Regions from separate parts of the Mus musculus genome. Here regions 1, 2, 4, 5, 6 and 7 are each linked to region 3. A link is a loop called in an ENCODE intact Hi-C map of the cell type or tissue named here. Cell type or tissue: left cerebral cortex. All regions are shown on one strand. Links, peaks and the distances in the headings refer to the core of each region. The heading gives the core; the rest is flanking DNA.

Region 1 (4,454 bases), core at 303-4,302, 70 kb after region 3:
TTTCATCAAACTTAGTTCAGAGGTGACCACTGTAGGAACCCATGGCTATAGAATTACCCCACAGTCTCTCATCAGCATCCTAAGTGACAACTCTTATCATCAGAAACTGGGATGCTCCCAAACTATCCCCAAGCTTTGAATATCTAAACAAAGTCAAGCAGGGTGAACATTCAACAGACTCTTTTGTCTAAAATAGCAGTAAGGCTCCTATTGGAAGGTCAACAACAGTAGAGACCTTCCAGAAAACAAAATTCAAAACGTGTACTTAGAACTTAAATGACACGCTTTCAATGGTACCAAAATTCATTCCTGAAACCAAACCATTATTTTGTGGGACTGTTTTGTAACCAGTTGTAAACTTCGGGTAGACAGAGGTTATCTTACTTATCACGCATCCTCAGCACTTTGCTCACTTCCAAACACATAGTGGAATTCAAAAAATAGATGTTCGTTGGATAGGTAAAGTGTTGTCTGCTCAGTCTGCATTCTGTTGTGGCAACAGAACACCTGAGGCTAGATTATACACACACACACACACACACACACATATATATATATATGTATATATATATATATATATATATACACATATATATATATATATATACACACACATATATATGTTTATTTGAAGGAGAGTTCTGGAGACTGGACATCCAAGAACATAGCATCAGCATCTATTTGGTCTTGTGCTGCTTCAAGTCATGGTGAAAAGAGGAAGGGCTTCATGTGCCATGAAGGCAAAATACAAGGCCACTGGAGAAGGCTGTAATGCATTCACAAAGGCTCTGCTTCTGCTCACTGAGTGTCCCTGTCTCACACTGCCCAAACCTTGGCAGGATTCGTGGTAGGGACATGTCACATGCAAACCATAGCATAGGCTTTCCTGAGCCGTGCTGGATGTAGATGCAAAAAGATCCAAAGAGCTTAAAATCACACTGTCTCTGACCTATAAACGGATGGCATGATCTAGCACAAAGCCACCTGGCAGTGGGGGTAGGGTGTTATAACTTTGGGTGCTTGCAGAAAAACAAGGAGAAATGGGATGCATCAATAGAAGGCATCTTGTTCCTTGTTCTTTGCCAAGTGTAAGATGTATCCTTCCTTGGGAATTAGCTCCTTTAGCGGAATTCCCTGTTGTGTTGGGTTCACTTGGAGGACAATCCCAGCCCAGCCCATGTCCTACCAGTAAAGCAGCAGGCAACACAGACTTGGGTCAGCACAGCTCTGAAGAATTGTAAGACCTAATGGGGCAGCTCTGTAGGTGGTTCACTGATAGCTGAAGCCCTGGAACACTGCCCAGTTAACCTTAGTATTCATTTCCGACATGTACCCAATTCATCTTTCTTAGTGACGTTATAAACTTGGTCTTGTTGCTTGATTTAGAGACACGTCCGGTGGCCACTGACATGACAAAGAAGCTTCTAGGCTTCCTGCACTAAATGCTAAACGTCTTGTTAATGATACCATGTTCCTCCTATTATTGTTAGCTTTATTATTGTTTTAGTTAGCATTGAAAACAATGGGTCTCATTGTGACATATTCTTACATATGTATATCTTTGTGCTATGATTATTTTTATCCTATATCACCCTCCTGATATCTCCTCTCTCTCACCTTTCATCCTTTTCTATGCCCAACTAGTACCCCTTTAGTTTTCATATAGAACACATAGAACACACACAAGCACACACACACAAGCACACACACACATACACACACTTTTGTATTCTGGGTATATAGGATAATATAGTAGCTCTTTGCCTTATTCTTCCTCTGTCTTTTCATTCATTTCCCCCTGTCCCTTTAGACTTCTTCCTTTATATTTGTAATCCCCCCTCCACTTTCAGTTTTACACACACACACACACACACACACACACACACACACTACACACTATTTGTCTTTCTGAACTGGCTTAATTTGCTTAACATGTTGAACACCTAGTTCATCTTTTTTTCTATGACATTTCATTCTTCTCTCTAGTGAGATGGAATTTCATTGTGTACTTATACCACATTGTCATTACCTGCTCATGTGATGATGGTCATTAAAGCTGTTCTGTATAATGGTGATGTGAACAGTCCAGCAGAAATCGTGTCTCTAAGATAATATAGATCCCTCAGGACACATCTCTAGAAACGACGCTTTGGGTTATAGGGCAGCTCTCTTTAGTTTTCTGAGGAACCTCAAAACGATTTTTCATAGCGGTTGTCCCAGCTTACATCCCTGCCAGCAATAATAGTTTCTGCCTCTACATCTGAACAGAACTTACCTTCTTGATAGAGCCATTCTCACAGGGTCACATTCTCCTGACTGCTAAAGATGTTGAGCAATTTTTCAGATACTTACTAAGCATTTCTACTTTTGCCCCTGAGAACTCTCTGATCAGTTCAGTTGCCCATTTCCTGATTGGATGGTTTGGAAGACTGTTTAGGTGTTTGAGATTCTGAGTTCCCTCTGTGTTCTATTTAAATACTTTCCCTTCTTTAGAAGCCTCTGCTGGCCACTCAGTTTTGCAGTCTGTGGGCTGGTAAGGTTTTTCTTTTTGTCTGATTATTCCCTACTTATAGACACCCTGGGGTGACTAATGGTCAAGCTTGGGGCAGGAAGATTCTCTAAAATATGTTGAAAATGGTCCAAGTAAGAAACAGTACTGAGACCTGAGCATGTAGAATTCTCTTTTTAAATCCCAGCAAGCATTAATCAGTGTGCCAGAATGACGCAGTGCAGGGTGCCCAGTGTTCTTAGTCTTAGCTACTGTGAGCCTCAAGGCATGTAAGTGGCCCTGGAAGTTGACCTTCTGTGGCCCTCAGGCTTGGACTTACCACACCCCAACATTCCTCTCCGCTGAGATCAGCCTCTGAGGGTAGGAACTGATATCTGTGCATTCAATGGCCTAAGCTGAACCTCCTTGCTAACTGCAAGCTTCGGTGCCAGCTTTCAGGTCTCTCTTCTCCATAATTGTCTCCTGTGGCTGTTTCTCACCCTGAAGATGTGATTGAATCCAAGCCCCCCACCCCCTCCTGACTTACAAATGCTCCTGTTTTTCAGGACCTCTGGATTCGGATTGTTGTCTTATAGAGGACTGAACTTGGGGCTTCCCACGTGCCAGGCAAGCATGTCACCCCTGAGCTGTATCCATACCCATCCCTGTGCCTTTTTATCAGTGGTCCTCAGCCTTCCTAATGCTGCGACCCTTAAATATAGTCTCTCATGTTGTGGTGACACACCCCCACCCCCACCATAAAATTATTTCATTGCTACTTCTTAACTGTAATTTTGCTGCTGTTATGAATTATAATGGAAACATCTATATGTCTAATATGAGACCCCCAAAGGGGTCAATACTTACAGGTTGACAACTGCTGCTTTTTATATTGAGGCAGAATTCTGGGCTAACCTTGAACTTACTCTGTTAGCTTAGCAGGCCTCCAATGGGTAATCCCCCTGCCTCATTCTTCCAATTATTAGGATTATAAATTTTTATCACTCTACCTGGTGGCTTAAATGGTTTCAAATTCTAGTTTCTCTCTCAAGGTGGTATCCAGGTATGGTACTCCAAATCACAGGGTATGACATCACGGACCTCCTTTCACTGATAACCTATTCTGCAGGGCAGTCAGTATCTCACAAAACCTTCATCAGTATTTGAAGCTTGCATGAGGCTTGCCCTGTGGGTATGTTCCATTTTATTCTGCCTGACTTGAGGCTTCTGTTTCCTTTCTTATGGTCCAAGAAGAACCTATAGTGCCCTCCTTAGGTATACTTAACTGCCTCCTTTTTTTTTTTTTTTAACTTCTTTCAAAACCAAAAGACCCTCTTATTTTACAACTTTTACAGGAAGTCTTTGCAGATACGCAGGTATGGACAGTCCCAAAGATTAGAGCTATGTAAACTCATCATGGGGTCTCAGATGGTGAGCATCCTACCTAGCAGAAATAAATGCTCGTCACCACCCTGTGTCAACTTTCTTTTCCCACCTAGGCCTCTTGTCTTGTAAGCTGCCCCTAACCTACCAGGGGAATTACAGGCGGCATGAGTTTTGCCTGTTTGCTTTGTGTGCATCTAAATATCCTGATAACCTACTCCCTAGAGAGGACCTCGTAACCAGGCAACGCAAGTCATGCTCCAATTGTGAAGTCCTCTATCCACTTTGACTGTGGTGAGCTTTTTCAAAACAAGAACACTAAAAGCAGAGCCGTAGCCATCTCATCGGGTTCTGTCCTCTACAAAGAGCTAACAGACCCATTCCTCCTTATGAGTGTTTAGAAATTATGATACAAATACTTTTTTTAAAAAGTCTAAAACAGTGCATTCCACCTAAGAAGAAGATGTAAAACAAAACAATAAACCCCTGTTTTAAACAGAAAAGAGGGAGATGGAAGGGAGCTATCTCCTGTCTGGTGACAGTTTATTTTAGGCCTGATTCTTTCTCCATTTATAATTTAGTG
Region 2 (4,454 bases), core at 234-4,233, 250 kb before region 3:
AAACCATTTTCAGTCCCTAGTACTCACACCTTATTTCAGTTGTGCTGGTTGTTTGCAGGCATACAAGTAGTCGACGCCATAGCAGTAAGTTACCTAGGAAGAGGATCAAGTGTTGTGCAGTGTGATGGCCCGACAGCCAGGATGATTCGTCCTGTGGGACACAGCTGCTTCTAAACTTTAAGAATGGGGTTACCTGATAATTTGTGGAGATTCATGATGCCCTTGCTCTAATCCAGGCTAGCTTAGTTAGAAAGAGTTCCACGCACAGAACTTCATTAGGGACAGGGCTGGGAAGATGCACGGTGTCTTGGGGACCTGGAAAGGCTCCAGAAATTATCTGTCCCATCCCTCTTCTCTCTCTCTCACGGAGAATGGTCTAGGCTTTTCTCTTGATGTTGCCTTTGGTGGCAGCCTCTGACACTTTCAGCCTCCTCTGATTCTGGCGTGTCCCTGTGCTGACTTGACCCTTCTCTACGTGACCGTCACCACTCATTTTATGTATCAACTTGATTGAACCAGGGCTGCCCAAACTGATAACCGACGCTGTTCGGGGTGTTTCTTTGGGCTGTTTTCATATCAGGGCTACAGTTTAGAATCGGACTGTCTCCCAAGAGCTACTGTGTTAAAGCTTCTTAGAGGTAGTGCTGGACTCTCAATAGGTAAGACATAGCCAGAGAAAGTTAAGTCGTTGGCGGAATGTCCTTGGGAGAGGATAAGGGAAACTCGGATTCTTCTAGTCCCTTTCTTTGCTTTTCAGCTGCTACGGGCTGAACAGGCTTCCTTTGCCACGGGCTTCTGCCATGCCATATCCTGCCACCACAGGTCTCTCACAGAAGGACTAAGTGACTGTTGACTATAAACCCATGACACAGAATAAACCTTCTTTTAAGTTAATTTCCACAGGTGCTCGTCTTAGCAATGGAAAGCCAACACAACTGAGTAAAGCAGAAATGTGTGTGTGTGTGTGTGTGTGTGTGTGTGTGTGTGTTTGGGTGTTTATCCCTGCTGATATATTGTCTCAATCAATTGAAACCCTGAATATAACAAAAAGGCTGGTCCTCCTCCTTGTAGAGCCTGACAGCCCTGTAAATTACAGACACTACTCTATCATCAGTCCTCCTGGGCTTCCAGCATCCTGCCTGTGACGCCTAGGACTTGTGGTCTCTATAATTGCATGCGCAAGTTTCTTGTAGCCCCGCCTTCTCTGTTGACTGATATTCTCTCTCTCTCTCTCTCTCTCTCTCTCTCTCTCTCTCTCTCTCTCTCTCCTGGGAACAATTATAGATGCAGTAGTTGTATGGCTTGTGGTATTTTCCAGGTTTCAACCCAACCTGTGGGAGAAGCTGCTCTGATTTGGTCCGACAAAGTGACTGTAGTTGAGTCAGTGCTGGGTGGAGACCCTCTGGCCCATAGCACAGGACCCACACTCAGGCAGGGAAGGAGCAGGGTTCCATTCTCTCTCCTTGCCTTAGTTAAGATTTCTATTGCTGCCATGAGAACACCATGGCCAAAAGTCAAGTCCTCGCGGGAAGGGGTCCTTGGGCTTACACTTCCACAGCACTGGTCACCACTGAAGGAAGTCAATCCAGGCAGGAACCTGGATGCAGGAGCTGACTTAGAGGCCATGGAGGGGGGCTGCTTACTGACTTATTCTCCATGCCTTCCTTGCTCAGCCTGCTTTCTTATAGAACCCAAGACCACCAGTCCAGGGATGGCACCACCCACAATGGGCTGGGCCCTCCCACATTCAATCACTAATTAAGAAAATGCCCTACAAAGGCTTGCCTGCAGCCTGATCTTGTTGGAGGCATTTTCTTTATTGAGGCTCTTTCCTCTCAGATGGCTGGAGCTATGTCAACAAGCCAGCCTGCATCCTCCTAGCTAAAGCAACTCACCGTCCCTCTGCCCACCTAGGAAGAGGACTTGGAGCGCCAAAGACCGCTGCGACGACGTTTGCATTTCCTGTGCTGTTTATCGACAGACCCATAACCTGAACTGGGTCCCCTCTGACCTTTGCATCTTTTGATTCTAAAAGGCCAGAGATTGTACCATGGAGAGCTTATTCTTGCAAATGTTTGAAGGTGCACTTATAAGGGACATGGTATTATGTCGCTATCACCCTCTCTGGAGCCAGGAGTGAGTAAAATGAGGGTTTGGCAAGTGACACTGGGCAAACGCCTTTCCCCTTACAGTGCCTCCATTTTTCTCTTCTATAGAATGGGTCTATATGTCATGCATCCTATGGGCTAGAGGTGAAGGGAGGTGGTGTAGAAAAGCCCAAGACCATTTAGGTGGATGTAAATGTTAGAGTTGTTCACACATCGCAGGATGGCATGGCACTTACTCTAACCCAACCCCTCCATTGCAAAGATAAGAGAGCAGAGACTCAGAGCTATGTTATTATCGCTGTGTGCATAAATAATGATTCTCACAGCCTTGCGGTTTGCTCCGGGCTGACCTTCTGTCCTCCACAAGGCCATTTGTTTTCTTAGCTGGGAAGGTTGGACTCCTCAGGCTGCCTCCCCTCTTTCTCCTTATAAGGCTTTTCTTTGTTTCTTCTGGGGCCCCTTACTGGACCCCCCCCTGGCTGTCTTCCCTTATAAGGAAGTAGCTGGCCGGCCAGCTGCTCTTCTGGGGCCAGATTTGCCAAGGGCAGGCATTCAGACCTCTAAGGCAAAGAGGGTTAAAAGTTATAGAACCGATAGAGAATTAAGCCCTGCAACAGGAAAGCGCCCATCACACGGGCATGCAGCCCTGTTGCCTGGCGTTTTAGGGGGTGTGCAGTTGGGCAGAGCCCAGCCTGGGATACCCGACAAACAGCTTTTGATCTAACGCCATACTGATTTCTGAACTCAGACTGCAGTGCCTTTAATGGCTGTTGGCTCTGATTTCCCAGGTTAATTTCCTGACATCTAAGGAGCTTTGTGTAGAGTGTGTTAACTTCCTGCCTTTTATGTCAGAGCCTGTGAACTGACAGAATCAGGGATCCAGCCAGGATAGCTGCGGGTGGGGCAAGCCTGGGAGACTCTCTCCTACTGTGGATTTTCCTTAGGCGAGCACTTACCCTTTAGTTGCTTTCCTTCTGATAAAAACACAATAGAAGGCTTCTTAAAGAAAACTGCTGGGGTGCAGTGAAGGGAGAGAGGGGTTGTCTAGTGTGTGGGTGAGAAAATCTTCAGAGACATTTTCTGCTGGTTTTGTGACTTTAGGAGTCTCTGAATAACGATTGAGGGGCAAACACTTCTCCCATCCCCACCCCCACCCCAACCCAGCTCCTTCTGCTAACTGCCTCCCAAGTACCAGTGGGCCCCAGCAAAGGTCTCTACCGACAGTCTCCTTCCCCTCCCCCTTCTCTTCAGGCCGTCCTTTATATTCTATTTCTTTGGCTGACAGCTCTAATTTATCAGGGTTCGCTCAGCAGTTTACCATGTGGGCAAGAGGGTCTAGAAGTTTCTAGACTACTGGCCTCTACCTCTTTGCCTCAAGTGGCCAAGGCAGACAGTCACCTTAAAAGAATGTTTTCTACTGTGCCAGATGTCGTAACACTCACACCTTTTTGCAGGGTGGCAGCTAGACTCTCTTAACACCCATGTCGCAAGCAGAGGAGGAAGGAGACCACGTGATCTCTTTTACTGCGCAGGAGCAGAATTCCCTAGTTCTAAAGAGGTTAGGGCCAGGGCCCTAGACTTCACCTTCTGTAAGCCCACGAGAGCCTGGGTCTCTCTCTCGGTGATTTTGCTTTGGTTTTCCCAGCCACGAAATGCCCCGTGCTCAGAGCAACTGAACACGTGGTCAGGCTGAATGGCTTCCTGAATGGGTACCCCGACACCGTCTATAGAAGCTGGGATGGAATTAAGGCGAGAAAGCCTGTTTCTCCTCTCCCATCATACAATGGGGTAGTGTCTCCCACCCTCTCGTGTGTGTGTGTGTGTGTGTGTGTGTGTGTGTGTGTGTGTGTGTGTGTGTGTGTGTGTATACTTTTGGGTGCATGGCACTGCTGGATGGAGGTTAGAGGACAACCTCAGGTGTGTTGGTTCTTGCGTTTTACCTTGCTCGAAATGGGGTCTTTTGATGCAGGCTAACAGGCCCGTGAACTTCTGGGAATCATCCTGCCTTCTTCACCCCTCTCGCCACAGGAACACTGCGGTTACACGCATGTGCGGCTTTACCACTCATGCACGGCTTTACATGTACTTTTAAGGTCTGAGTTCAGTCTCACATTTGCCAAGGGCTTTGCCCACTGAGCCATCTCCCCAGCTCTGGTCTCGCAATTCCTCGCAACTGGCTTATTTTTATTTTGCATGTCCCGTGTAGGCTACTACTACTGATTGCTTCAGAGGTTCCCAGAGTGGCTCTGTGGGCCCCTGATAGAAATTCTCCACCCCAGGACTTCCCATCTGAATGAGAAGCTCAGAGGTAGCCTGGAGGGATACCTGTTGTGATCTCTGGTGCTC
Region 3 (4,454 bases), core at 101-4,100:
TTTTTGTTTTTTGTTTTTTTGGTTTTTTGTCTAGTCTTTTTAAACTTTGAATTTCTTCTGTGGCTCTTCATTCCTGCCCAGGGAAGCTGCTTGAATCTTGTTATCCCCATATCCTTTTTCAAGTTCTCCCAGTATTATTTAGTGCATAGGACTGAACACAAGGGACGGCTCCATAATTCCTTCCACAGTCAGCTCCAACCTTTCTTTCTACAGATGCTTCGTTCAGACAGCCTCGTCCAGGAATCAGGTCAGAGCCGTACCAGAGCTTGGCTGCTTCTCTGGAAATGCGGAGTGAACCACAGGATTTTTAGCAGAGCCTGTTTCAGCCAGTGATTGGAAATGATGAAGTGCTTTCAAGATCAGCATCTCAGATCACTCGTTTATGGTTGGCCTAGAAATGAATCATTTATTTTAGGTCTGGGCCTTAAGGGGAAAAAAAAAAAGCAAAATCAAAGCTTGGATGCTTTGTTTTCATGGTTCTCCTTATATCAGGCAAGGAGAAGAGGGAGGGCACTGTGGGCTTTAGTGGGAACGGCAACACAGCACTATTTCCCTTCCTTTGTTGGTAACATTTTCCTAGCTGCATCCACTTCCATTTTATGACTCAATTTACTGTGTTTAAAATTACACCACATTCTTCCTGCTATGCTTAGGTCAACTATACGTACTGTGTATACAGTGGGAAATTCTTCCTCACAGTGCTGGAGAGTGCTATGGCCTTTGTATTTGTGTCCTTGTTGCCATGGTGACCAGAAAAGGTTAAAGCCAGGGCCTTAGAGAGTAGAGTGGCTAAGCAAATAGCTATGACTCGGTGTGCACCTCAAGATGAGGATTAAAATGTCCTACAACCGCTGTCATAAAATTCACTTTCCATTTCTCTCGTGTGGGTTATTGCCTGATATACATATTCTCAAAACCATCTCACTCCACTTGGCCCTTCCTCTGTAAGGTACAGCTTCATGGCCATGTCTCTCTGACGATAACCTCTGCAAATCCAGGAGCAAAGCTTTATATCCACATGTGAAGAAGACACACCGATGAGAATATCAACAAGCCAGCCTATCTTCTTTGTGCCCTCCACTTTAAATCCATTTAGATGAGAATAATAAAGCATCACCCCTGTTTGTTTAAGAGGTTGCTAAATAAACTTGGGCAATGCTTAATAACACGGACTGTGTTAAACATTTACCAGCTGTGAGCACACAGACTCGCCTTTATGTTGGGCAATGATCCCCAGAGCCCCAACTCAATATTTCTTTATATACTTTAGCTGCCCTTGAGTTGAACTTAAAGGGCTTGTTTCAAAATTAACTTTGCATATAGGTAGAGAATGTCACACTTGCCAGGCCCAGGGCTGTCACAGCATGAAGAAAAGAGACCATTTTCTATTTCTAGTTTCAGGTTCAAAAGTAGGCTCGGGAAAGAACCTTCATTAAGTACTTTCCTGTCCCCTCTGCCCATTGCACAAGAGTAACAGTATATCCAGGCCCTTCAATTCATTGTTGAACTTTTAACTTACTTAGTACCTAAGTTTTCCACCATCTTGGTTTTTTTGCAATATATTTTCATGCTGCCAATATAATGGACATTAAGTCATAGGTTTACATTTAGGTGCTTATTTCCTGCTTTTAATGTAACTTCATACTTACTACATTAGCAAATCAAAAATATTTTAGCTTCTATCCTGGCCCCTGTTCTGCCATCTGGTGGACAAATGAGGAAGGGATGGGGATTAAATAATAGACACGTAGTTTTTCCTTTATGGGACCTGTAAGTGCGTCTATCAGCAAGTGTTTAGGGGGTGTTATTCATCAAACGGTGCCCAGGAAGGCACACAATCAAATGTCCTACTCTAGGGAATAACCGGTCCATTCGGTTCCTAGGAAGACTATGACCGGTTATGGAATCGACAGCCTCTTGTCTGGGTTAACAGAACAGTCAGTAAAATGCTTGCCTTACAAAGAGGGCCCTGACTTTAATACCTAAAACCCGTTAAAAAAAATAGCTCAGCATAGTGGCTTAGATGCCTACTAGTGTGGGGGAAGAGAGACAAGTGGCTCCCAGAGGCTCGATGATCAGCCAACCTAGCATGCTTGGTGCCTTCTAGGCCAGGAAGGCACCCTATATCAAAAACAAAACAAAACAAAACAAAACAAATAAAACCCCTTGTATTATGTAAAGGTGGATGGCACCTGGGTAGCAGACTCTCCAGACTGCCCTCTGGCTCCCCCATATAACCCTGCACACATTCAGTCTTCATACACCTTAACACCAACACACACAAACACAGAAAATCAAGGGAGAAAAGGGTTCCAACATTAGAGCTACAAAAAGGGTGACTTTCACTCACTTTAGTAGGGGGTCTAATGACATTGCACCCCTGACTACAGATGCTTTTCTAAGTAATATGGGGGTGGGTGGGAAGGAAAGACAAGAACAAGGGGAGAGAATATTTTGCATTAAGAGGAGAAAAAAATTGAGCACATTAGTATTCCTTAAACTACTGTAAAGTCAATCTCTCTCTCTCTCTCTCTCTCTCTCTCTCTCTCTCTCTCTCTCTCTCTCTCTCTCTCTCCCCCTCTCGCCCCCCTCTCATTAGATTTAGGACCTTGGACATGTTCAGTGAGCATTCTACAATTCTGAAGGATCTCTTTATGAGAAAATTATCCCTGTGCACACCCACCTTTTTATCAAATTTATTATTGTGTGATATGTAATATCCAACCTGTTACCAGTTTGGGGAAAGGGTTAGCCCTTCTCAAGTGAGCTTGAGTAAGCTTGGTGAAATGTCCCATGGGTAACCAAACCTGAATTCCCATCTCCTTCCCAAACTCATAAAGCAGAGACAGCTAGTTCATGCAGGCAACCTCATGGCTGCTAACTATCCCGTATATTCTGTGAGTATTGTGTATGCAGCATGAGTTTGGCTGAAAACACTACAGGGCAAAGGACATGCTGTTTGTGTTAAGAATAACTCGGAGCTCTTGGTTTGGTCCACTGCCATATGCCCTTTGATTTTACAGAGACATTGAAATTTGATGAAGGTACATCGTCAAATTCCAGAATCATTACTCATGGATAGTAAAAAAAAAAAAGTGGTGATATAGCTGCTACACTTCAATGGGGCCCCGGAAATTCCATCCCTGCTTCCTGACTCCTTCACTTAGCATCCTCTTGGCCATAGCTCAAGTGCACATTCGGTCAGAAATAACCTAGGCTTAAAGAGGGGGTGTGAACTCCATGTTTAACATTGCTGATTATAATAATCAATGGGATATTTTGACTACCTTGATATGGGATGCTTTTCTAAACAACATGAAAATTTCTGTTGGTCAAAAATAGACTTTAAAATTATAGCCTCTATGCTTTGTAGTGGTTTCTCTACAGCATTTCCCTCACCCCCATGCCCTCCCCCAGATTCTCAGCCACATGGCAATATGAAAAGCCAATGCATTTTCTTAGTTGACTCCAAAAAAAAAAAAAAAAAAAAAACAAAAAACAAAAAACCAAAAAAAAAACCAAAAAAATTGTGTTGTTTAGTTTCTTGTTTCTTGTTTTTTCTTTGTTGTTGTTGTTGTTGTTGAGTGTCCACAAGGGATCTCAAGCAGTATTTGGCCCATAAGTGATATGCTTTGATCTTTAATTAGAGTGGCCTGAAGCCACTAGGCATTTCTCAATATTGGATAAACTTTTGTTTTATTGAAGTTGATAAGATAGTAATTAAAATATTCCTAAATAATAAAGCATAACACTTGAGAGATGAAGAATTACAAATGAGTGAAAGCCAAACACAGGCACTGAGAGATAGGAACCCAAACAATAGCTTATCCTGTCCCTGTTTCCAGTTTTAATAAATAAAACATCAAAATCATTCCTTAGAAATCTGCTCAGCAACAAGATGGGACTGTGGGTCACAGCTGGTGACATAGGGTGTTTGACCTTTAGTGCCAGGGCCCAGTGATTATGCTGGTGATAGACACGGGACTAACAAAAGGTTGGGCAGCATGAACGCAAGCAGAAAATAATGTGCACATTTATTGAGCCAAATTTACCAGCTCTAAGAATGAATGAGTATCTGTATCTATAGATATAGATACATACACACATATACACATCCCCTGGGTAAGCAGTGATTTCATTTGAAAGATGTAGTAGTTTGGGGTAATCAATAGAGGGGGTTATAATGTGTTATAGTTTAAAATACCTCTGAAATTTTAGGGGTACATTATGCAGACTTATGAATGTAGAATGATTAATCTTGATTGCAAACATAAAGGATTTTAAAATGAGGAGTGAGACAAACCTCTGAGCATGCTTATGAAGGCATTTCTGGTTTAACTGAGTTAGAAAGACTCAGCTGGAATGGAGACGTGCACCATTTCACTAGCACTGGGCTGGGCTGTTGATAAAGGGGAAAGCCAGTTGGGTACCAGTCTGCATCATTCTCAGCTTCC
Region 4 (4,454 bases), core at 162-4,161, 110 kb before region 3:
TTTGAGCATGTCTGACTCAGAAATGTCTACACATTTCACTCTAGGGCTTCTTGGAGCCTCAGTTTCCCCATTTTTAAAAAAAATGACCTTCCTGTTTTCCAGCCTTTTGTTCTCCTTTCAAGTGACATGACAGGGGATGAGCCAGCAGCTTGGAAACCGCCCCGGGCCACCTGGAGAAAGACGCTTGCGTGAATGACGGACATTCGAAGAGATGAGTCTTCTATGACTCAAGGATCGCAAAATTGAGGCAGAGTGGCCATGACTGCCTTGTGATTCACACAGTGTTGCCGTTGGCTGGAGGGGTGGTGTGTCCTCTGACTTTGCTCTAGCAAGCGTGGAGCCTAAGTATCTTTACGCAAGTTCTGTGGATCAAGGAGCTTGAGGGGATTAGGTTTGAAGAGCTGAGGATAACTGGTGTTTCAGACTGATCGGGAGTTTTACCCTACAAGGAACAGTGGTGGCCTGGTATTGGACAATTATTGGTTTCCTTTGCCAGATTATGCTGTGGTTTGTCAAACTTGATGCCACAATGCCCTGGAGGCAGTTTCAGTGTGATTAAAGGTGGAGCTCAGAGAATATTCTCTTCAGCCAATTTCTGCACGTCTGTTCTAGGCTGTTCAAAGGAAGAGCCTTCGTCTTGCAAAATGAAGGCCCGCTGACTTGGGTAAATCCTTCAGGATTCAAGCAAGATGGCAGAGAGCTGGGGCCTGGGCCTTCAGGGGACACCCTGGCTCCCACTGGGCAGGGCCCATCTTCTCAGTCCTGGAATGCTGTCAAAGACCCAGCTCCACTTGGGACATCCACTCATCCCTATTTTTATGAACGAAGGTGCTACCTACCCCGGTACATTTAGTCTTTGTTCCTGGCCCTGTTCCCTTTTTTTTATTGTTGCTGTGTCTTCGCCTTTTGAAGTTCTTCTAGATTCTTTCCTCGGGCATCCTGTTTGGATCCCTCGCCCCCGTGTTGACAGATAAGAGCCAAGAACAGCCCTGTTCCCGCAGGAGGCTAGCATTTGGCTCAGAAGATAGAGAGGGAAGTGGCTTCTCTCCCTGACTGCTCTTTAGGTTGATGTGGGGATTTATCCTGAGAGAAGTGTGGCATCTCCCCCAAGCCCCCACCAGCAATGGGCCTATATACCAATGCGCTTTGCCTTTATTTTATCTAACTAGGTGATGAGAGATTTTCTTTCTGTTTCTGTATAGACGGGCTAGGCAACCCCATGGGCCTCCCCTGGGCCTGCAGTGCACACTACAATGGCTATTGTTACCACTGTGACAACCTTGAGTAGATCAGGCAGTCGTTGAAGCCTCGGGCACTGTCTTTATCTTTCCGTCCTCCCTCCTCATGAGAGCACGCCTGGTTTGGCTGGAGACGGATGGCTAACCACTTGCGTCTCTGAAGACATCAGTGACACATACTAACCACATGGCGGATACCCTTCTCATTCTTTACTAATATTTTAGGGAAGATGTATTGCTACAGTCACTGCTGTGTATAGCAAGTCCAGAAACTGTTGCTTGCCCGAGACTAGCGGGGCCAGCACACATTCAGAAGTGGGAAAGCCTGCTCTGTGGGCAAATGGATTTCTTGTGTGCTTCAGAGTGATCTGGTCCCGCCACCCCCCCCCCCCACTCCTTCTGACCCGCCTATTGTAAACAAAGGTCTAGTGTCTCTTAGACTAGAGGATGTTCTGTGGACAGAGTGACAGACAGGGTGACCCAACGTCTCCCAAATAACAAGAACCAGTGAGGGAGAGAAAGCAGAGCTTTGAAAAGTGACGAGAAAGATTCCTGTCTTAGGATCTGAAACTAATGCCTGAGTCCATGGGTGGCCAGGAGAAGGCTCTGGAAGGAACATCCCTTAGGGGTGCAAGTGCTTCTGGGTATACAAACTCAGTGTTAGAGGGAAAGAACATTTCTGGAAGGTTCGTTAACTATTTCAGCATCATCTTCAACTTGACACCAGACACTTCAAAAATTCCTGAATTCTGCTGCATAGCTTGCAATTGTCCCTTTTCCTCTTCATTCTGGCTTAAGCTCGAGCAGCCAATGGGCAGGGTAGGAAGCTGGCAAGGATTTACACCAGAGCGGTTAGACATCCGGAGGCTCTTTCCACTTGTTCCTGTGACAAAGCTAAGTTGCCTTGCCCAGTATGGCTGAAGTCACCAGGGGTTCAAGGTTTAAGGCTGTAGTTGGGGAGTACAAATGAAAGAAGTTGTCTGAATTGTGCACCTGCTCTTGTGCACACACGCACATGCTTGCACACGCATACACTCACACCGAGACAGGAGAGAGGGGAACAGTCTCAACTGTGATGGCTGGGACAAATTGATCTATTGGAGCAGAGCCCTCTGGATCTCATGAGCAGCTTCATGGACACTTCTGCATGCAGTCAGGCAGTGCTCTCTGGCCTATACAGGTGTGTGCTGAGCCCCTTTAACGCAGGATGCACCCTGAGTTAATGATGTGCCAGTGAGGGATGCTACAGGTAAAATGTATTCTGCTTTTCTGATGATCAATACCTTACGGATGAGTTTGCCTGGATCTCTGGGGATGGAGGTGGGGGTGGGGGTGTTTCTTGTGGGACTGAGCCTCAGTTGCTTTCTCCCTACACCCCCCCACCCCATCCCCAGAGTCACATTTTAGAAGCAAAACTAAGAGAAAGGCCACTAAACTAAACTAAGAGACTTCCACTTTCCTGAGCACTTCACAATGCCATGCAGCCTTTTAGCCGGCTCTTTGAGATCTCGCTTGCATTGGGTGTGTCTGATGTTCTAACAAGCTCTTGATGCAGTAGTGGGAGGGAGACTCCTCCAGAGCCCAAGAAGGTGGAGGCAGAGCTCAGTGGGCTGCGCTCAAGCTCCTCTGTTCCCTGGCTCCCAGCGGCCTGCAGATTGAACTTGTAACAGGCAGACACAAGAATGCGTGTTTCGAGCATTTTGTAACCTGCCTCCCACAAACCAAAAGGCACCCTCCCCCTCCCCTTTCCTCCCTGTCTTGTTCTTGACATTTTAAACACAGTGAGTATTCAGCTGATTTCGCACTTCCGACACCTCCCTCTTGTGCTGGCTCCCTGTCCCTTCAGATCTGAGAATCCCAGTCATATGTTCCACCCAGAGACCACTGGGGCTTCCTTTCTGAAGATCACACTCTCTGCCTTGACTTTGAGCACTTCTGTCTTTTTCTCCTGTGGGCCAGTCTTCGGTAACCCTGAACCACTGCGGGGGCAGGGCTGGGGTGGGGGGCGGGGCTGGGGCAGGGGGGCGCGGCGGGGCGGGGGTGCTGAGCTGGGCAGAGGTTTTCCTGCCCATCCTAGAAAAACAAAACAAAAACCCCAAAACAGTGCTGTTGTTCCCCCACCCCCCACTCGTCCTCATTCTGTTCTCTCTGAGACAAGTGTGCAAGCAGTCCAGCCACCATTTTCAGTCCTTCTGTGGGGGCTGGCCAAAGCTGAAATGTCTGGTTCGGTTTTCTGCTTAAAGTATAAAGAGGAACAATAATCTCTCTCTGCTGGGCCTGTCTTGATTATGACCCACAAGTGAAGTGCTGGCGCGGCCCACCTGACTTCTGGTGCGGAATGCAGCAGTCCACACACAGAGAAACACAGAGAAAGACTGGGCCTGGCTGTCCACACTGGAGGCTGGGTTCCAACCAGCCAAGGCGCAGAGGAGGAAGAAAGCTTTCTAGATGGAGCCAGAGTAGCAGATGCTAAGCAGCGCCTGGAACTGATTGTAGGGAGAGAGAAAAAGTCAACAGGAGGGAAAGGAAGGGAGGAGGGAGCAAACAGAGGGTAGGGGGGTGGGAGAGAAGGAAAAGTCACTCACAGAGGGTAACTACACAGAGGAGTGGCCATTGCCACCTATAAGGCTTTGAGAGGCACCAAAGCCATTTGTCACTCTATCCAGTTTGAATTGGAGGCAGCGTGCAAACCAAGCCAATGTGTGGTTGATACCTCCTCTCTTTAAGGCTCCCGACTGAGGGAGAGGGAAATGATCTTTTGTCTTCAAGTACTTGTCTGGTTTCTAGTCTTTGTTCTCTGCTGTGTGCTAGCTTGGGATGAAACCTTCAGTTTCTTTGAGCAGAGGCAGTACAAGAGAACTTTGCTGGATGCGCGGAGACCTGGGTGTTCCAAGTCCTACTGAAAGCCCTTCAGCCTCACGGTTCTTGCCTGTGAAATGGGGATTCACTTTTATGATGAATTTTAATTTGTTTATGTCACTTTTAAGTCATACACTTTTAAGTCATATGAGTGTGATCTTCAGAAAGGAGAGCCTGGGGTGGGGTTAGGGGTGGGAGTGTGTTGGGGGGTTGGAGAGATCATCACAGAATATAAACAGTCAAGGTTAAAGCTCCAGAAAAATTTGGGAGAATGCCAACCAGAGCTATATATGGAGATAATCTGCCCTAGACCCAGACCCAGAGGTTCAGAGAATATCCAAGCATTTGCCAGGCCTT
Region 5 (4,454 bases), core at 315-4,314, 58 kb before region 3:
AAGGTAGAGAAAGGGAAGGCTTCCCAAAGGGAAGTCATGAAAGCTGAAAACTAATGGCTTCTGAGAGGCAGAACTGTCAGCAACACTACACTGGAGAATGGTACCTTAGGCTTGTGGGACAACACTGTCCCCAGAGGCCTGGAGCTGAGGTACAGCCCCACCTACCCGTGTGTAGCAGCAAGATGAGTTGGAAAGGATGGAAGCTGCTAGATCAAACATAGGCTTGGAGGCCATATTAAAGGGTAAGGGGCAGTTACCAAAGGGTTTTAAGTCAGGCAGTGAAGTGAACTGATGTGATGTTAGATGGATCATTCCAACTACTTTGGATGGATCTTGGTAGTAGGTGGTGGCCGCTGGGCATTCAACTGTTGTCGTCTAATGATTCTGGCCCTTCTATGAGAGGTATATAGATTTGAGAGATGTGTAAATCCCTGCCTTGGAGTCTCCTGCATCATGATACATAGAAGGGCTACTCTCCAGTGGCTCCTCCTGCTGTCAGCATTCAGAGCACAGTTGGGAGAAAGAAGGGCATGGCCGCTTGAAGTAGAGCTTAAGAGCTACCTCTCGCTCTAATTATCCCTGTTGCCTGGGATACTGAAGGGCTCTTCAGTCTCCTTTGACCTTAATTAAACTCATTGCACAGCCCAACCCAGTCCCTGTTATCAAGACATAAGCAAACTAAGACAGCTATAAAGAGTAATTTGCTCAACTTTATGACTCTCTCATTGGCACCAAGGGCATTGTCCCCATGGCCTAAGCCACCAGACACAATTGCTCAGGACTGCCGGTTAGCTGACCTGCTGGGACCAGCTCTGACTCATCTATTTACTGTAGAGCAAAGGTAACTTGGGATGCAAGAGCCGACTGCTGCCTCCCAGGAGGCCCTCAGTACTGGAAATGAAGACACCGAGCTTCAACTGGAAGTGTTTCCATTGGCACAAGCTCAGGTTGCATAAAGTGTGCCCATAAGAGGTCATGCCCCAAGGATGTGAAGGAGTGCAGGCATGCATGTAAGGAGCTGGAGTCCTCAGGACTTGCTGTTGAAGGTCATTCCACTGAGCAGCCTCCAGGCAGCTGTAATCACTTGCAGGTGCTGTGATACTCAGTTTGGGGTGTTTCAATCCAGTAGCATCCTTTCTCAGAAGAAGATTAATATAATAGAATACCAGCAAGAATAACATCAGCATCATTCATTAGTGGGGCTTTAGATTTTGAAAGCAGAGTGTCTTCCAGATGGTGTAGAGTATCGCTGGACATGAGACAAATGTACTTTTTAGAGTATGCCTATAGTTACCTGGGGAGTTTTAAAATGTCAGCGCCTAGACTCACTCTTCAAGACTCTAAATTAAATGATTCCTGAATGGGGCCTGAGAATGAGTCTTTTAAGACTCCTTGGATAACTCTGGTATGCAGTTTAGGTGGATAACCGTAGCTTCTGTCCCTACATTAGCCTACAAGGTGAGGGCTTTGCTCAAGTGAAGAAAATGGGGCCACGGAGAACAAAGAACCCACATTCAAGCAGAAGCAAGGACCTCAGCCTTCAGCCTGCCCAGCCACCAGTCCCAGCTCCAAGCCACTTCACATTCTGCATAGTGTGTTCTCCAGTGAAATGTAAACAGGAAGAGCTCACAGAAAGGGCAGTGGCACTCCATGGGGACCCGGGAGCTGTGAGAAGTTGCATCACCACCGCTAAGAGCGTTGTAGTGTGGAGGTGACCTGCACAGGAGAGTTCCGAAAGGTAATAGCCCAAGAGTTGGAATACGGTGTTGAGGGTTACCGTAGCTCCTGACTCAGCCTAACCCCAGGAGTGGCACAGAGCAGATGTTTGCTCAGCAGGGCACGGGGGAAGGCAGCTTCATGCATACTCTGTCACCCTCTGCACTGTCACGCTGCTGCAGGGAGAGGGACTTCTGTCTTCAGTGTTTCTCATCTGCTGTGCTGTGTCTGCTCAGAGCTGGCACAGTTTCCCAGGCTACCTCTAAACCATACGTCTGAAAGAACTCAAGATCACACAAGTGCACACACCATGGAGTGGGAGTGAGTGCCCTGAGTCCTGGTTCACCAACTGTGCACATCCTTAGACACAACTGCCTGAAAGAAATGTTATTGAATGGGATTCCTTCCTCTCTGCTGCAACCCACCAGCTCCTAGCCTGAAGCACGGGCACAGATCCAGGGTATGACTGCCTCTAAAGCTTCCCCCTTCAAAGAAAAAGATGCCCCTCCCAAGGTGTTTCTGTACTAGCTATGAAGAGGTTCATCTTTGAGGTCTAATGAGGGGGCGTGGGAATGTTCTAGAAACTAGGATAGGAGGTGCCTGATCCTCTCTGTGTTCCAGATGGAAACTCTACTATTTTAAACTCCTCAACAAAAACCTAGACTGGACATATCCATTCATTATATACTCCACCCTTGTTAAAAGTTTATAACATCGTGGGGACTGGATAGGGGTCTCAATGCTAAAGAGCACCGGCTGTTCTTGCAGAAGACTTGGGTTTGGCTCCCAGCGCTCACGTGATGCTTCATAGCCATCTGTAACTCCAGTTTTAGGGGCTTCAGCATCCTCTGCTGACCTCAGTGGGCACCGGGCGTGCACACTGTGTACACACATGCATGCAAATCACCAATACACATCAAATTAAGTGACCTTTAAAGTTTACAGTACCGGAGACTCTTCATGTTTTCTTCTCCTGGAAGTACACAAGTTAGAGTAGGGAAGTAGCCTAAAGGGTAAGCATACTGAAAGAGAAAATGTATGTGGTAGGGGCCCAGGCAGGGGTCTGAGGCCACCAGGACGGGACCAGGAGGGTAGCTGTCCTAGAGGAGTCATTTCTAACTTGAGACTTACCAAATACCTTATAGGAGTTTCAGGAGTGGAGAGTGGGGAAGGTTTTTTTCTTTTCTTTTCTTTTTTCTTTTTTCTTTTTTTAAGCAACTGGGCAGCTTCAGCCAAGGAGCAGCGAACAGTCTGTCTGTCCCTTGTGTCCATAAAGGGGTGTTCCCTGACAAAAGGTCACCCTGGCTGAGCTCCAGTACCTCTTCAGAGACTTGGACTTCCTTCTGGACATTCAGGACAAAGGGCTTAATCTGCGTGAGCTGAGTTCCTAACGCGGATATTTTCGCCCCAGCAGAAACATCCAATTCCAGAGGCCTGCCAAGTTTTCCCAAGAAGGCATGAGCCAGAAAGAGGCAGCTGCAGGGTGGGAGGCAAGTGGTGTCAGCACCAAAAAATAAGAGGAGTCAGATGAGGCCAACAGAGCACAAAGCGCTTGCTAAAGGTATCCTTTCCCCCTGGGTAAGCATTCCGTGGAGCACTAACTGTCGTGACAGGGCAAACAAACAGGCTCTGGAGCCAGCGGCTGCGTTTCCACCCTTGTACCAACACATAGCATCTTGGGCTGCTGACTGCAGATCTCTGAGCCTCATCTCTCTCTCTCTCTCTCTCTCTCTCTCTCTCTCTCTCTCTCTCTCTCTCTGTGTGTGTGTGTGTGTGTGTGTGTGTGTGTGCGTGCGTGCATAAAGGCACTAGAATCACACCTGAATAGTTGCCAGTAATGATTAGGTGAGGTGCTCTGAGCAGAATAACTCAAGGCTTACTCCAGAAGAGACTTGAACAAAAGCTTCCAGCCCTCCTTGAAAACAGGCATCTCACTGAAAGGCCCTAATGTCAAAACTTGTCATCCACATAGGCCAGTGAGGAAATGAGGCCCTCCATCCCCCTTCTCAGAAACGTCTGTGATGAGCCTCAGCGCAGACTCAGGGAGCCACAGGGCGAGCCAGTGTAAACCCACTCAGGACTGACTGCTCCATCTTCTTCCTGCTACACTCCAGCCACTTGCCCAGAAAATCAGTTCTCTATCGTGACACCAGTTGGGGAACCACGATGACAGTCTCCCTTCTTTCGCAGTTTCTGTGAAGGTAGAGACCCAGGGAATAAATGAACAGGTGAATGAATGGATGGGTGAATAAGTAAATAATAGCATGACCCACTGCAAGCTTCCTAATTTGGGAGTTCTCCCCTTCTCCCTCATCTTTCCGTATGTTCCCGGAACTGTGAAAATCCAGCTTCTAGTCACCTAACAAGCAACATTTCTTCTCTCCTTAATTCCATCACCACTCCAAGTCAATTTTTGTGAAGCCTTTGAGATAGGCTTTGCCAAGGAACATGAGAACTGGTAGGTAGAATTGTTAAGTTGCTCCGTTAGACCCTCACGGAGATCACAGAGGGAAGCCATCTCCACCTAGGACACGGAAGGGGCCTACGTCATCCCACTAGAGCTCTGCTCTGTTGGACAGCAGGAGACATCAAAAGGTCCAGGGTCTTGTCAGGAGTTCTCCTCCCTTTGTTCCGGTGGATTTGTGGGGTGGAGGTGGAGTCTCAGGATATTAGCTCCCGATCTGCTCATGTTTCCGTCACTCCCTGAATCCTGTCCCCGATGAAGGCTGATCCTTCAT
Region 6 (4,454 bases), core at 230-4,229, 96 kb before region 3:
GAGCACAGGCTAATTTTACCAACAGCTCTGGAAAGCTGCACTTGTTAGGAACAACGGTCAGAAAGCAGTAGAAATTGTGAGACTTCAGTTCATGTTTGCAGGCATCTAATGAACAGTAAGCTCAGCCAGCTCCCTGCTTATGGAAGCAATCTGTCTCCGTGGCAGGGGGAAACTGGGGGAAAGACATGCTAGACCACGCCTCCTCTGAGCTGTTTCTCCAGTGACACAACCAGTTCAAAGGCAACTCATTTGGTGACCAGCAAGCAGCTGTGGATGAGCTCTGGGGAACAGGATACATGAGAAACTGCACAGGCAAATGTCCTTGCACTCTGGAGCCTGACCCCACTCCCATTTTCTGACTTACATCTCTCAACATAAGCAGTGAAGCTAGACTTCCCAGGTTTCTTCTAGGATCTATGACTTGTTGTGTAATGGTTCTTAGTCTATGTATCTATTCTCATTTCATGAACTGGGGATAATAATTAACACAACCCTTGTAGGATGTTGTAAGAATGAAATGAACTTGCTTAGGTGAATACCCTTGGGTTGGTGTTCTGGCTTGTTGTATGTGCTCTTGTTACTATTATCATTACCAATTGCTTCTTGGTAGTAGAAGGAGGGCGTATGTTTTAATTTTTTTCAATTGGGTTCTTAAAAGAGAGGGAAGAGTGTCCAAATTATCTGAGATGCTTATTAAATATGTGTTCTCTCTTCATCTCCTATTACTAACTTTCTGGAAATCAAGATTCTATAGGTCTAGGGTTATATACGTACATACATACATACATACATACACACACATACATGCATACATACATAGACATACATGCAAATACACACAAACACACACACACTCACACACATACACATCCTGACTCTTGACCTTACCATTCATGGGAACCCCAACTTTCAGAGATTTTTCTGCAGACTTATGATATTTTTGTGCTGGGAGGATTACCAGGACAGTGGAAGGTTGGGCAGACCAGGGTACATATTTATTAGCTATTTTTTTTCATTGCTGTGATAATGTGCCATGACCAAAGCAGCTTATAAAAAGAAGAGTTCATTTTGGTCTTACAGGTTCCGAGGTTTAGAGTCTATGATGGTGGAGAGGAGGCAGCAGGCAGAGGGGGCAGTGGGCAGCAGGCAGCTTGAACAGCAGCAGAGAGCGTATGGAGAGCTAGGTCTTAAACCGGGCAGAGAGGGTTAACTAGAAATGGGGCAGGTCTTTTGAGACTTCCAAGTCCCTCCAGCCTCCCTTGCATCCATCCGGTCATCCCTCTAATCCTCCCCAAACTCAAACAGCAGCCAACTGGAGACTATGTATTCTAATTCCTAGCCTTATGGAGAATATCTCATGGAAACAACCACAATATGATGTAAACTTCATTTCCTATCTCCAAAGAGAGTTAGATGGAAACCAACCTAGTGTACAGTCCCCACGTCCTTTTGCTTTATATTCTAGATCTACAGATGAACCACTTGAAAGTCCTCAATGATATTATAAGGATGGAATGCATTTGGGGCCACTAAGCCTTGCAACTTAAAATGTAATTACACAGTGTTGCATGTATTACTCTGCAGCTGCCTTTCCATAATTGTGTGGCTGTGTTTCCAGGTCCACGGCCAGAAGTACATGTAACTAATTTTTATAGCTGCATACTGTTCCATGTTCTTAAAGAATACTTTTTGTCACTGGATATGCAGCCAGTTTCCTGGGAGCTTTTGTTAATTCTGTGGCACTATGGAACAATAAAGGCCTTTTACACATTCCCCTCCACTTAGCATGATTTTCTTAGGATACAATCCTCCAAGTATAATGGTTTGGTTACAAGGTGAACATCTTGGTAATTTCAAGATGCATTCTTGAAGTCCTTGAAATGGTTCATTACTGCTTGTTCTCCACTTTCTCCTGGGCCTATTATGTATACTCTTAGAAGCAGCAAAGCTGATTTAGACTAGATGCAGCTCTGAGCACAAGACGATGATTCATGGTTGGTGAAGCAATTTCAATTTTATGAGTGAACCGAATCTTGCTAGACAACACGTGACCGCCTGCCTCTTTCCTAACACCACTGTGTCCTTCATGTTGAATTAAGTACTCAACACTATATCATCAGCATCGACCTGCTTTCTACACCTGCTCCTTCTGTATGATCCCTGCCTGAGGGATTGTAAATGAGTCTTCGAACCTGCAAAGTTTACAGGTAAGTGTGGGTGAGGGAACTCATGAAATCAGAAGAAAAGGCAAGAGAGAGGGCAGGGAGCAGAACAGAACTTCTTTCTACGGTTTTCTGTTCTTTGTTCAGTCATTAGTGGCATAATGTAAGAGCTTACTCCCCCTCCCACCATCCTGGAATCTCCTGCAATTCCATCTATGCCCATGTTTTCATACTGTGTTGTCACACTTCATCAGCTGTGTTATAACTCCAATAAGTGGCACACAATGAATGTTCCATCCCCCCAAAGCTGGCCCCAAGCAAATGGCTTCAGAGGGCTTAATAATAAATCGGAGGCATTCCAAATGGATTCTGCAAGCATTCCAAGTCCCCAGAACCCAGTGTGACTGTTCATCACTAGATCTATCTCTCAGATGCGGGAGGAAGATAAACGCCGTGGTGATGATGCAGATGAGTTGGCTCTTGTGACCCGATGTTCCCATGAAGAGAGGAATGCATGTTGTTAGAACAGGAGGTGCAGCAGCAGCCGCAGCAGCAGCAGAATTATAGGCCTCGTCTTCTGCAGGCATCACTTACCAGCTTATTACCATGGAGACAAAACCCTGTCTGTCCTCTGCATTTTCAAGTGGTTTATTAACCTTTGACTGTGCACAGAGATTGGCACATCTTCTCCACCAACTAAAAGCCACTTAAAGGAAGGAAGGAAGATAGAAAGAAAGAAAGCCATCAGACTTTTCTCTCTGATTGAGACCAAGCTTCTTTACAGCAGGAAGTGGTAAACTCTGGTTTCTAGTGGTAAGATGTGGTCTGAGGGGTGAATCCCAAGTGAGTTCACAGCTCTGTGCCTCAGTCGCATCTTCTGTGAGACGAGTTGTTTGTACAGCAGTTTTAAAAATAGCTCTAAAAACCAGGAGATAACTGAATGTGTGGGCCGTTGTGGGCAGAAAGGGAGAGCTGCATGAATACAGCTGTTCTTAACAATAATCAAGAACTGTTTGGTAACATTAACCTAAATGGAGAGAGGCTCAAAGCGTTTCCACTCAAACCAAGAACAAGACAAGGTTGTCTACTGTCTCCACACCCACTCAGTGTAGTACTAAAAGTCTTAGAGCTATAAGACAACTGAAGGAGGTCAAGGGGATGCAGATAGGAAGGGGCCAAAGTCTCTTTATCTGAAGATTATATTATTATAAATATATAAGTAATTCCAAAAATTCTACCAGGGAACTCCTACAGCTGATAAACACTTCCATCAAAGGAGCAGTATACAAAATTAATACAGAAAGTCAGTAGCCTTCCCATATACAAATGGCAGAGTGAGAAAGAAATAACTCGGGGGAAACTCTAACCAATCATGGGGAAAATCTGTATGATAAATATTTTAAGACACATAAGAAAGACATTGAAGTAGACATCAGAAGATGGAAAGATCTTCTATGCTCATGGATTGGGTAGTATTAATATAGCAAAAGTGGCCATCCTACCAAAAGCAGTTTACAGATTTAATGCAACCACTATCAAAATTTCCACACAACTATTCATAGAATTTGAAAGGACAATTTTCACTTTCATATGGAAACACAAAACATCAGAAATACCAAGGCCAATCCAGAATAAAAAAAATGGCTAGCAACATCACCAGCCCCAATCATAATTCATCCTGCAATGTTTTCAAAATGAAATCTTAGAATTTGCAGGTTAATGGATGGAACTAGAAGAATATCATCCTGCGATAACCCAGACCCAGAATGACAAATGTGCTTATATGTGATGTCAGCTGTTAAGTTTTTGATAAGCAAGCTGTAATCCATATAACAACAGAAGTTAGGTATAGAGTAAGGGACTCTGGGGGAGGATAGATCTCTCTAGCAAGGAGAAATTGAGTAGATAGTTATGGTTTGATGAAGGGAGTCTATAATAGGAGGATCAGATAGCTAGGAGAAGGAGGAGAGGGCAAAGAGGGACCACAGGAAGGGACAGCTAAAATTATGGGACAATTGAGAGGCAGTATGAAACTCTAATATAGTATTAACTTCCTACAACACGTACATATATGAAGGCGATCTAAATGAAACCACTAAATATCAGGATGGCAGAGCCTCAAATGATTTTCTGTCATCAGCAAATGAAGCTTCCAGTGCCAAGATTGGGTTACATCTAATTGATTTGTTGGCCAAAGGGGCCCTATGAGAACTCTCAATCTCAAGGCTATTGGTTGTTCTCTACAAACTGATGGTGAGGTCCTATTGTTGAATGCAACACTTATACAACTCA
Region 7 (4,454 bases), core at 153-4,152, 370 kb before region 3:
CATCTCCAGTTCTGACTCTGTGCTCACCACATTTTCTTTGGCCATAAAATCTGTGGTTTTGTTAAACTTGGTATTCTACTTCTGCTTCCTAGGTACCTGGGAAAGTGAGGTGATTGGGGGCAAGGGTGGGGTGGGGTGGGGTGGGACCTAGACGAGCAATTTTACAAGATGCATCCCTTGCCTGCTTCCTTGGCAGTTCCTATAGCTTCACAAGGTGTCTCCATGGGAAAAGAGGTTGTTGTAGGTGTGCGGGTCTCTGCGTCAGGCAGACCCTCACAGACCCTTCCTGTGCTCCAGTCACCTTAGCCCCTCACAGACCTTTTCGGTTCTCCTCCTCATTCCCCACATTTGATACCAAGAGTCAGAGGTGATTGAAGTAGAATCCATTCAAACACTCATGCGGACCACAACAGCAAATTTCAAATGTCTATACCTTTCCCTGTATGTATAGACTTGGTGAGGCTGACTTGTATGGCCCACACCTTCGGGAGTCTCTCGGGAAGGGCTGTTGCATTTCTTTAAAACCTCAGCCAACCTCTTGGGGTCTCAGACATGGATACTTAGACTAGATTTAGACTCCTGGATACTTATCTGGTAAACAGGAGAACCTTCAAGGGGCATCCTCGGACGTGCTGACCCCGTGGTTAGAGCCCGCGAAGATTTCCTCTGTTTCCATTGCCTTTGGTTTAGATTATTTATTCTTCCGTTCATATAAAAAGTTTTTAAGGGAATTCAGCACATTTGTGTAAGAGATGAAAAGCCTCCATTGTTTCCAGCCAGTTCTCCAGTAGGGGAGTGGATTAGACAGATTGGTGGTTGTTCATATTTGCTTCTGTTGCTAATACTGTGGGTAGTCATGCAGTTAAAAATGGTAGGAAACAGAACCGACTTAGCTCTTTTATTTATGTTCAAGAACAACATGAAGAATAAAATCATGTAATCCTTCTACATTGCAGCTGGGACTCTTAACCCCATTTCTCCATATGTCCTGAGCGGCCTTTATTTCTGTGTTTAGCTCTTTTACATTTACAGTGTACCTTTCTGTGATAGTCTTTGCTCTGGAATTGGTGTTCAGCTAAAATATTTAAAAAGATACAGATTGATAGTTAGAATGTTAACTCTAAGATTATAGAAACTAATAATCCCACTTAGCACTCGTGGACATAGGAGCTCCATCCTATTTCACGAGTCACTAGGATTGCCCAGTCCGCCTTTGTTTCCCATTACTGAGAGCGGTGCCTTCAAACAGCACACATCATAAACTACAAATACACTAACACTTTTGTTCAGAAGCAAAGCCTAACACGAAACACAATAAAAAGAATATTGTTTTGTAACGACGCCCATTTTTCAACACAGAAGAGAATTACTCTCCTCTTCTTGTGCTGTATTCAATATATTTGGCGTTTAACTGAATTAATGCAGTTTCTGAAACCATATGCCCCCTCCAGCCTTGGGTAAACTTCAGAGATTGTCTAAGAGACTCTGACCGCAGTTTAGGAAAGTTTATTCCTTGAGGGGGAAGCCTCATCTTGATAGAGGAGGGGTTCACTCTTCACGTGAGTGTAAGAGTGTGTATTTATGTATCATAGTCAGATTTTATTTTGGAATTATTTGAGTACCACTTGCCTATGGAGAGGTCCCAAACTGTTGGTACTTATTTTGTTATTGTAGTCTTTTGCCACTAGAGGGTAGTATTGCAGAGGTTAAATTTTCCTCGACCATACTGCCGACTGTATATAACCTGTAATCAGACGTCTGCCCTTAGTTTTATAGTATGTTAATCCTCATTGATGCATCTTCACAGATATTTAAATTATTAGAGTTGATTTTGCTCCGGGTTAACTCTTATCTAAGGACCATGATTTGATGGCATTAATCTGCTCGCTGTGACTGTTAGGTGAAGAGCGCCTTCAGCATCTCTTGACTGGTGAACTATTTTTAACCACCATTAGATTCTCTCCACATTTTTACTGGTTCAGGCCACACTGCAAATGAGCAAAGGCTACATATTAAGGAATTGCATGCTTTTTGGAAAACGTCCTTGACGTATCAATCTCTCCGATTTAAGAAGACGGAGCATTGCGTCTTGGCGGAATTGCGATCTCACTTCAAGAACCCTTGGCCCTAGGGACTAGCAGAAAATAGATCTGTTTGGGATTGGACCTGTAGATTGATTTTTTTTTCTAGCAATAAATGGAAGAAGACATAATTACTGATGCAGTTAGGGTAATGAGATTTTAAGGCTTACAACTCCGGGGCCGTTTGGGGAAGGTTCCCTGCATTTCATCTTGTAGATTCCTTTGACTCGTTTATTTGCCTACCAAAGAAAAATACAATATTGGTTTTTTTGTACATAACTGATAAGCTTTATGTGGAGCTATCTCCCACCAAAAAGGCAAATGTAATATTCCTATGAATTTCATTAGCATGAAAAAGGAATTCCTGCAGCAGGATTATTATCCTTGCACAGAACACAGCCTCTGTAGCCTCCCGTTAGTGCTTCTTGTAAGAACCCAATAATTGAAATCGAGACGCCGGCGTTCCTGAGTCTTAGTGGTGGGACTGGGCATGCCCAGTAGCTCGGCTGGGTCTGGTTGCAAAGAGCAAGCTTGCGGGCAGGGTTGAGCGCCGCCGCAGGGACTGCTTTGGAGACGGGGTCTTACTCCCTTAGACGTAAGCGTGCGGGCACCGGGAGCTTTCGGGAACCCTGACGCGAGCGAGCCTTGGAGGAGGTGGCGCCCAACCCCCTCCCTCTCCTCCCCTCCCCGCTCCGCCGGCGCCGCGGGCACCGGGAGGGACTGCAGCCCGGGAGCGCGGGGCGGGCCTATGGCGCGGCCAATCGGCGCGGCGCCTCCCCGCCTATATGTGGCGCTGGGGCCGGGCGGCCTCCTCTAGAGGAGTGGAGCCGGCAGCCGAGTAGGACCGAGCTGCTGCAGACGCGCCGGGTCACTCGAGCCAGCACCACCGTTCTCACGCCCTGAGCTGCAGACAGCTAGGCGGTTTTATCTAGTTTGAACCAGGCTGCTGGAGCTTGCTCCCTCCCGCCCTCTCTCTTTTTTTTCCACGGGGCTGTTTTTTTAATTTGGCTGCAATTGCATGAAATCCCAATGGTGTAGACCAGTGGCGATGGATCTAGGAGTTTACCAACTGAGACATTTTTCCATTTCTTTCTTGTCGTCTTTGCTGGGAACCGAAAACGCTTCCGTGAGACTTGACAATAGGTAAATGTCAGCTGGGATAGTTGGTTTAAATTGACTCGGAGTAAAATTGACTTGCGGTATTACAGGTACAGGATAGCCATGCGAATTCCTTTGTCCATGCCTAGGGTTACTGTGACATAGATGTTGCTTTTTGAAATGGCCAGAAGATCCTTATTTTCGTAGATCTGGCTCGAGAACAGGCTTTCTTCCATTATGTAATTTAGTCCTTTGTGGCTCCTTAAAATAGGGAAATGCCTGGATAGAGTATGGCTGGTATTTTCTGGAGTCTGATGCATTTTGGAGCGTTTAAGAATACTCAAAATAGGATGCTAGTAACGTCATTCGAATTCAGAGATCTGTCCTTATCCTGGATGTTAAAGATCAATTCCATTTATCGATGATCTCTCTTTTTTTATTCTCTCTTCCAGCTCTGGTGCAAGTGTGGTAGCTATCGACAACAAAATAGAGCAAGCTATGGTATGTACTGATTTAAAATTACTTGTACTCAATGTGGGCGCTGCACAAAAACCGACATGTCTTGGAAACGACTAGTGCATCCCTTAGCTAAATCCAGACGGTGCTGATTGCTCTTCATACAGTCAGAAATGCCAGCGCTAGCTCGTTCTCTCTCCCCTGCCAGCGTGGAGAGAAGCCACATCCCCACACGACTGCCAGGGAAGGAGAAGGGCCCCAGGTTGTGAGCGGCCCTGCTCTGGACCCATTCACTCCGTGTCGGGATAAGGCAGTGGCCCAGCCTCCTCGTTGCTGGTCTTGGGAGCACCTTCAGCAGTGTGGCTTTACTGGGAACCCTGAGATTTTACTGGGGAGCTGGAAGGGAGGGTGTCCCCCTCCACTGAGGGCAGCTGGAGAAGGGGTCCCTAGACCCCACCAGACCCTCTCCAGTGGTGCTGCGGCCGCACAAAGGAGGGGAATGGGAGAAAAGTTTTGTCTTTCTCGGCCTGCGCCTGGATTTCTCCGATTTTTTATTTCCGCCTTGGTCGTTCTTTGTTATTGGAGCAGCGCCTGTGGCTCTTCTCACGGGATTCTCTGCCCACTGTTGCTAGGCAAACTCTGAACCTTTAATTCAGAGCTATAAATAACTCGGGCTCCCATTGGCTACGACGTCTGCCCAGGTTTCTGTGATGTCAGCTTAATCAAGGGGGGGCTGGGGGGAGTAGAGGTGGAGGGAAGAAAATGCGGCAACACGCTCTGTAGGAACTGGCTGCAGCCGGTGCCAAGGGAGGGAGGAGA

What was found. A loop is a pair of places that touch in the nucleus more often than their neighbours do. Peaks named below come from ENCODE experiments on the same cell type or tissue, not always from the same donor. Only the 100,000 strongest peaks of a DNase experiment are listed, where the experiment ranks them.
Region 1: it touches region 3 in a loop (2.2-fold over the local background); 8 of 42 quality-filtered maps call a loop at or near these places.
Region 2: a loop joins it to region 3, with 2.3 times the contacts of the local background. A loop is called at or near these places in 6 of 42 quality-filtered maps.
Region 4: it touches region 3 in a loop (4-fold over the local background); 14 of 42 quality-filtered maps call a loop at or near these places.
Region 5: a loop joins it to region 3, with 3 times the contacts of the local background. A loop is called at or near these places in 10 of 42 quality-filtered maps.
Region 6: a loop joins it to region 3, with 3 times the contacts of the local background. A loop is called at or near these places in 9 of 42 quality-filtered maps.
Region 7: it touches region 3 in a loop (7-fold over the local background); 38 of 42 quality-filtered maps call a loop at or near these places.

The regions. Positions count from the first base shown.
Region 1 is chr14:76,944,550-76,949,003 of GRCm38, forward strand. No RefSeq gene overlaps it. Among named protein-coding and RNA genes, the nearest start is that of Lacc1, 90 kb to the right of the region's middle. In left cerebral cortex, for the core only: no CTCF peak of the experiment used is centred there; a DNase peak (open chromatin) is centred at 2,645.
Region 2 is chr14:76,620,250-76,624,703 of GRCm38, forward strand. No RefSeq gene overlaps it. Among named protein-coding and RNA genes, the nearest start is that of 1700108F19Rik, 55 kb to the right of the region's middle. In left cerebral cortex, for the core only: no CTCF peak of the experiment used is centred there; DNase peaks (open chromatin) are centred at 2,531 and 2,860; H3K27ac peaks cover 1,607 bases.
Region 3 is chr14:76,874,482-76,878,935 of GRCm38, forward strand. No RefSeq gene overlaps it. Among named protein-coding and RNA genes, the nearest start is that of Gm30365, 39 kb to the left of the region's middle. In left cerebral cortex, for the core only: a CTCF peak has its summit at 1,700 (motif pointing left); DNase peaks (open chromatin) are centred at 293, 723 and 1,718; H3K27ac peaks cover 1,032 bases.
Region 4 is chr14:76,761,646-76,766,099 of GRCm38, forward strand. 4930431P22Rik (RIKEN cDNA 4930431P22 gene) reads left to right here. Exons shown (of 2, transcript NR_153763.1): 2 at 103-570. Among named protein-coding and RNA genes, the nearest start is that of 4930431P22Rik, 3.7 kb to the left of the region's middle. In left cerebral cortex, for the core only: no CTCF peak of the experiment used is centred there; DNase peaks (open chromatin) are centred at 197, 861, 1,922, 2,942 and 2 more places; H3K27ac peaks cover 3,888 bases.
Region 5 is chr14:76,816,734-76,821,187 of GRCm38, forward strand. The region is part of intron 1 of Gm30246 (a long non-coding RNA gene); the gene reads left to right. Among named protein-coding and RNA genes, the nearest start is that of Gm30365, 19 kb to the right of the region's middle. In left cerebral cortex, for the core only: no CTCF peak of the experiment used is centred there; DNase peaks (open chromatin) are centred at 1,960, 2,131, 3,137 and 3,709; H3K27ac peaks cover 3,505 bases.
Region 6 is chr14:76,778,715-76,783,168 of GRCm38, forward strand. Gm30246 (a long non-coding RNA gene) reads left to right here and starts at 1,997. Exons shown (of 3, transcript XR_874837.3): 1 at 1,997-2,207. In left cerebral cortex, for the core only: no CTCF peak of the experiment used is centred there; DNase peaks (open chromatin) are centred at 2,014, 2,687 and 3,047; H3K27ac peaks cover 2,597 bases.
Region 7 is chr14:76,501,618-76,506,071 of GRCm38, forward strand. Tsc22d1 (TSC22 domain family, member 1) reads left to right here. Exons shown (of 3, transcript NM_207652.3): 2 at 3,632-3,680. Among named protein-coding and RNA genes, the nearest start is that of 4930444M15Rik, 17 kb to the right of the region's middle. In left cerebral cortex, for the core only: CTCF peaks have their summits at 1,681 (motif pointing right) and 2,803; DNase peaks (open chromatin) are centred at 1,862, 2,768, 3,394 and 3,850; H3K4me3 peaks cover 2,441 bases; H3K27ac peaks cover 2,438 bases.